2 separate regions of the Homo sapiens genome follow, and region 1 is linked to region 2. Evidence: chromatin contacts called from ENCODE Hi-C data. All regions are on one chromosome and are shown on one strand. The core of a region is the stretch at or near the end of the contact, and the rest is flanking DNA. Distances in the headings are between cores, read along the strand shown. Region 1 holds the start of ELP4 (elongator acetyltransferase complex subunit 4). Region 2 holds the start of IFTAP (intraflagellar transport associated protein).

What was found. A loop is a pair of places that touch in the nucleus more often than their neighbours do. Pooled maps may share reads with other maps.
Region 1: a loop to region 2 is called in a pooled map, with 2.5 times the contacts of the local background. The contact joins the promoter of ELP4 here to the promoter of IFTAP in region 2. A Hi-C loop is called at or near these places in 3 of 50 pooled maps.

The regions. Positions count from the first base shown.
Region 1 is chr11:31,508,076-31,511,037 of GRCh38, reverse strand. It overlaps ELP4 (elongator acetyltransferase complex subunit 4), which reads right to left and starts at 1,271. Exons shown (of 10, transcript NM_019040.5): 1 at 1,031-1,271. The coding sequence starts at 1,253. IMMP1L (inner mitochondrial membrane peptidase subunit 1) reads left to right here and starts at 1,416. Exons shown (of 6, transcript NM_001304274.2): 1 at 1,416-1,519. RefSeq lists enhancers at 967-1,256, 389-1,278.
Region 2 is chr11:36,593,252-36,596,393 of GRCh38, reverse strand. IFTAP (intraflagellar transport associated protein) reads right to left here and starts at 1,892. Exons shown (of 6, transcript NM_138787.4): 1 at 1,802-1,892. It overlaps RAG2 (recombination activating 2), which reads left to right. Exons shown (of 2, transcript NM_000536.4): 2 at 2,199-3,142. The coding sequence starts at 2,226. RefSeq lists an enhancer at 1,846-1,985.

The sequences.
Region 1 (2,962 bases), core at 22-2,521, 5.1 Mb after region 2:
AAGCCTACTTTGAGGGGAAAATAACCGAAAGAAATGTCAAACGAAGTACAAGAACAAGCAATGAGTTATATTTTATGAAAGTGTACAAGATTTAACAGACACATATCACACACTATGAAAAAAGTTATGTAAACACAGACGGGGTTTTAATGAAACAGCATTCAGAAATTAATCTAGAAGCTTTATTAACACAGCAAATCTGTCCTACCAACTTAATCTGGTCATTCCTTTGAATATAACAGTTATGAAACAAGCATATTCTTCAGCAGGCTTCTCATAAAAAATTCCAGAGATTTTAAAGGAAAGCCTAAGAACTAGACTTTTCTCGTTAAAATGTGAGTTAAATTTAAAGATGTCGTATGGAATGTAGCAGCAATCAATACTGGGAAGCAAAATGTATATAGAAAAAATAAAAAATATATACACAGATTTAACGCAGACACTATCTAAATATCAACGACAGGCTCAAAATACTTTATAAGGATTATGTGTCAACATAAGCCTTTAACATTCGCTCTCTTAAAGCCAAAATGTTTTAAGATTTAGAACCAGAGAACAGGCAGTCTGACGGTCAAAGAGGGGAAATCATTTTTTTCCAGCATCTTCTAATGAAGTCTGTCTCTCACAATTATAAAAACTTTTGCAGGCTGGTCTAAACCGTGAGCTGCCTGGAGAAAGCAGAAGGGAGGTATCCTGAATGAAAGCCAAACCATCTCCATAAATTAATGTCTTCCCTTGACTAGAAAGCATTTCAGGGTAAAAAGCATGTACGAATTCCTCCGTAATATGAAAAGGGGTTGGAGGGCAGGGAATGAAATAGAGAGCGAGGGCACTAAAACATGTTTAGTTAACAGCGCTCAGAAGTCTCCACACAACCCGTATTCCCCTCCATCTCAATCAGACCAGGCTATTCTCTCCTCCTCCGAAGGTTTAGGGGTCAGAAAGAGATGTGGGGTCAAAGTGGCTTCCCCGACAGGTCCCCTCCCTAAGTTTCCCCTCGGCTGAGCCCAGATCTCCGCTCTGAACCGACCTAAGAGCTGGTCTAGGGCTGGGAGCCCGGTTGATACCAGCAGCTGTCCATTCCGCACCGACGGTCGCGTGCCCGCAATGGACACCAGTCGAGGGCCGCTGTCGTTGGTCACGCTGGCTCTAGGACCCCTCCTCTGGAAACTGGTGACGTTGCTCTTGCTGGCTGTCGCCACTGCAGACCCAGTACTCGCGGCAACACTACCGCAGGTTGCCACTGCCGCCATCTTAGAGCCTCCAGTGTTAACCCAATAGGAACTCTGGGAACGCAAACACCCGTCCTATCAGAACCAGTGCCAAACTCCCGCCTCCTCGCCCCAACCGCGGCTCTCGTAACCAATAGGACTGAGACGTCAGTCCCGAGCCAACCAATCGGAAGGCGTATTGCTGAAAAGTGCGCCCTACGAAAGGACGGTCGACTTCGGCGGGGCCCAGGTGAGAAAGGCCCACCTGTGTCCTGGTTGAGGGTCTCCAGGGTTCTTTGGGGCCCGAGGTAGGTAATATCACGTAACGTTCTTCTCCTTTTGAGTGCCTTCATTCACATTGAGTTAAAGAAAAGGTTGGTGAAACAATAAACCCTTAGGGCTTATCAAGCAATTGCTAGCACCTTTCTCCGCTGTGTGTGAGGATAGACTTTTTTCCTGCTCATTTATCTTCTGATTTCTGATAGAAAATTCACTCCGCCTTCCCCACGATGTCTTTTTCTTAATTTTGTGTTATATGGAAAGGATGGGATCTCTTACCTTAATGAGTTGGTTGCTGAGCGTCTGGGCTTAGTTCGTTAGTGCCTAGTGGTAGGTGGTTTGGAATTAAACCTTAGAGCGAAAACTCTTGAACTTTGAGGCTATCTGGTTTTCCTGTGTCTGACAAACTATAGCTCTCTGACAAGTTCCGATAAGAAGCTTTTGTTAATTTTAATTAGTGTTTCTGGAAGTCTTGGATGTCTTTCCTAAGCGGTGTAAATGACAAGTGTTACTCTGACAACCTTGTTCACACATTTAATTGTCGTTTGCTGTTAAAGCAGCTGCAAATAACAGAAAATACTTAGGGTTTCTTTCCCCCAAAAAACTGCTAGGAAGAATTAGAAGTATACCTACTTTATTTTATGAACCCTGAATCGAGAGTTTATTACTAAAATACCAATTTTATGTGTGGAAAAAACATGTATTTTGAGTTGTATTTTTGTATTTAATTTTTTTTTCAAAACTGAGCAGGGACAGTGGGTAACTGATGTTTAAAGGCAATCATGATTGACAAATGTCTAAATTGAAAAGGACTCCCAAATCATTACCGCACTACTGAGTTATTGACTTTGACAGTGATCTGTGATACCTTTTAATTAGAGCCAAACCTCATTGAAATTCTTGCCATCGAATTGTTTTAAATCTCACTGACCTGTTGAAATTTTTGGGCTGATTCTGTTTGATAAATTGAAATTAGTATTGCTAAATAGTGACTGGAGTTTTTCATTTGGGGAGGATTTTTGTTTGTTTGCTTGTTTTTTAGAATCATGTTTAGGAAAAAACCCTGTTTCACAATATATCAACTGGAAAGCTTTGATCAAGGTTGCTTTCATATTGAATCTTTAAGTTACTCAATAAATAGCTGTTGAGTGATTACTGTCTGTTTGGACTTAATCTTGTCATTTTAGACCTATGGTAATAAAAATGGTCTCACCTGGAGGAGATAAAATTAACACATAGAAAACAACATAGTACTTAAAATGAACACATTAAATAGCATGTGCTAATTTTATCCTGTAGTAAATAAGCACTAGGAAGACCAAAAGAAAAAGTGACAAAGCAGTCCAATATCAGATAGAAACGTCTTGAATTTTTTTTTTCTTCAACTTTTGTTTTAGGTTCTGGGCTTCATGTGCAGGTTTGTTACATAGGTAAACGTGTGCTGTGGTGGTTTGCTGCACAGATCAACCCAC
Region 2 (3,142 bases), core at 643-3,142:
CCTTCTGAGACACCATTTCCTCACCTGCTTTAATAACCCACCAGATAATTGTTGAAAGATCACCCCCTTACGAGTCTCCCAAGTAGACTGAAAATAATAACTACAAGAGATTATTTAGCAGTAAATTACAGCTGATCTACAGAAGTTCTTTAAAGCAAAAAAAAAAAAAAACAAAAAAAAAACACTACCATCTCATTAGAGTGACCAGAGATTCTAAATAGTCCAAGGAATCTTTGCAGGAGGAATAAAGATAAATTAGATAAATTATAGTATCAATTAACATTTATTGAGTGTTTATGTGCCAGGCACTGTTCTATGTGATTTACACGTGCTATCCCATTTATTTCTCAAAACAGCCCAGTGAATATATACCAAGATTATCCCCAGTTAGACAAAGGGTGACAAGAAGAATAAAATATTAACTATCTTCTGTTAATAAATTAACTACTACCAGCACCCTCATCATATATGTTTATCCAATTCTTTTAGTTCAAATGTTTATCTGTCTATACCCACTGACCTGATTCCCATATCCTAAAGCCCCTTCTCATCCTCTCCAACCTTATCAACTGCCATTACTGGCAGGTGCGTATGCACTAGACCTTATTTTTGGTAAATTTTAAAATAATCATAACTATCGTCTACTATATGCAAATCCCTGTTCTAAGTACTTTACGTATATTCAACTATTAATCATAACTGACATCAATATATGAGGTTGGTAAAATTATTATCTCAGTTTTCAGATGAGGAAACTGAGGCACACAGAGGTTACATAACTTGCCCAAAGTCATGTAGTTAGTGGCAGAGCCAGGATTTGAATCCAGCCAGTAAGCATTCAGAGTCCACACTCAGCCATTGTTTATACTGCTTTTGAAGCATATTAAGAATTAACTCTTAAAAGTCAAGAAATCTGTGCTATGTTTTGTTTCCTTTAACATTTGGTGCACAGGACATCACACTGCAAACACGGAGTGTATTCCACAACTCTCTAAGGTAAACAATAATAAAATAGAAATTTATCAAGCTTCCTTCATCTAGTAAATATTCTTTTTGTTGTAACACAAGTATGAAATTCTGAATAATTCAAACACTTCTATGCTTAGTCCCTGCTTACTTACTACAGAATTATTAAAGAATTACCCAAAAGTTCTTGGACTGGAAAGATGTGAAAAAGCCACTAACTCTATTTTCCTAGAATGAAGATGAAAAGAAGATGTGTTTAGGAACCTTCTCTGCTTCCCTAAAAGAACCCTAAAAACAGGAGTAAAAACAGTGAAGAAAACAAAGGACCTTCAAAGTGCACTCGTTAAAACCTAATAACTGTATTTCTATTACTAAATGTAGAAGTGGTAAACATCTTTAACAGGCAATGTCTCCCCTGCACTCTAGGGATTCAAAGATCCATCTTTCGGTTCTGTAAGACAGTCACGGCTTTTGTAACCTCGGTGCCCCCTTCAACCTCCCGCCCCAAGCACCTCCAGGGTCGTCAGGGGTGTAGTTTTGAGTCGCGCTCCTAAGCATCCAGACAGGCAGGACACCGTAACGACATCTCTGCCGGGAGTCCCTTCAGACTGCGGTCTCCAGGTAACCGCACTCCAACAGAAGCAGTTGTGCTTCCTATCGGGTCACCTGTTCAAAAGTCCCCAGGAGAGGCTCCAGCAATACCAGGGTAGCGGTTTGCCCGACACCGCTCCGGGCGCTGCAGCCTTCCGGCAACCCGGACGTTGGGTCGGTGTCAGCCACTCTCACCTCCCATTCCCTAGTTTTCCTCCTTTGCTCCCGTCTAGTCACTTCGCACCTTCGGCTAGTCTTTATTCACAGACACATTCCAGGAGTCCCCTCTCCCAGAGCAACAAAGACAGATTTCCAAAGCTACACATCCCAGAGAGAACGGATTCTTGGGAAATGTGGTTCTTTCAGCTGACGCATGGTGACTCTTTACGGAAAAGGACTACAATTCCCAGAAATCCTAGGGAGCATATAGTCCGTGGCTAAAACATGTCCCAGCTCCTTGGATGGAATGGCAGTAAAGGTTCTGTGGCTCTTTACTGACCTAACTCCTTGGATTTTCCTCATTCAGTCCCACTGCAAGCGTGTGGGAGGACTTAAAAAAATGCTATTCACATGTGAAGGAATCTAAATACGATGATTATATGAAGCGATCTCTAAGTCATTTTATTTTATAATTCTTTCAGACAAAAATCTACGTACCATCAGAAACTATGTCTCTGCAGATGGTAACAGTCAGTAATAACATAGCCTTAATTCAGCCAGGCTTCTCACTGATGAATTTTGATGGACAAGTTTTCTTCTTTGGACAAAAAGGCTGGCCCAAAAGATCCTGCCCCACTGGAGTTTTCCATCTGGATGTAAAGCATAACCATGTCAAACTGAAGCCTACAATTTTCTCTAAGGATTCCTGCTACCTCCCTCCTCTTCGCTACCCAGCCACTTGCACATTCAAAGGCAGCTTGGAGTCTGAAAAGCATCAATACATCATCCATGGAGGGAAAACACCAAACAATGAGGTTTCAGATAAGATTTATGTCATGTCTATTGTTTGCAAGAACAACAAAAAGGTTACTTTTCGCTGCACAGAGAAAGACTTGGTAGGAGATGTTCCTGAAGCCAGATATGGTCATTCCATTAATGTGGTGTACAGCCGAGGGAAAAGTATGGGTGTTCTCTTTGGAGGACGCTCATACATGCCTTCTACCCACAGAACCACAGAAAAATGGAATAGTGTAGCTGACTGCCTGCCCTGTGTTTTCCTGGTGGATTTTGAATTTGGGTGTGCTACATCATACATTCTTCCAGAACTTCAGGATGGGCTATCTTTTCATGTCTCTATTGCCAAAAATGACACCATCTATATTTTAGGAGGACATTCACTTGCCAATAATATCCGGCCTGCCAACCTGTACAGAATAAGGGTTGATCTTCCCCTGGGTAGCCCAGCTGTGAATTGCACAGTCTTGCCAGGAGGAATCTCTGTCTCCAGTGCAATCCTGACTCAAACTAACAATGATGAATTTGTTATTGTTGGTGGCTATCAGCTTGAAAATCAAAAAAGAATGATCTGCAACATCATCTCTTTAGAGGACAACAAGATAGAAATTCGTGAGATGGAGACCCCAGA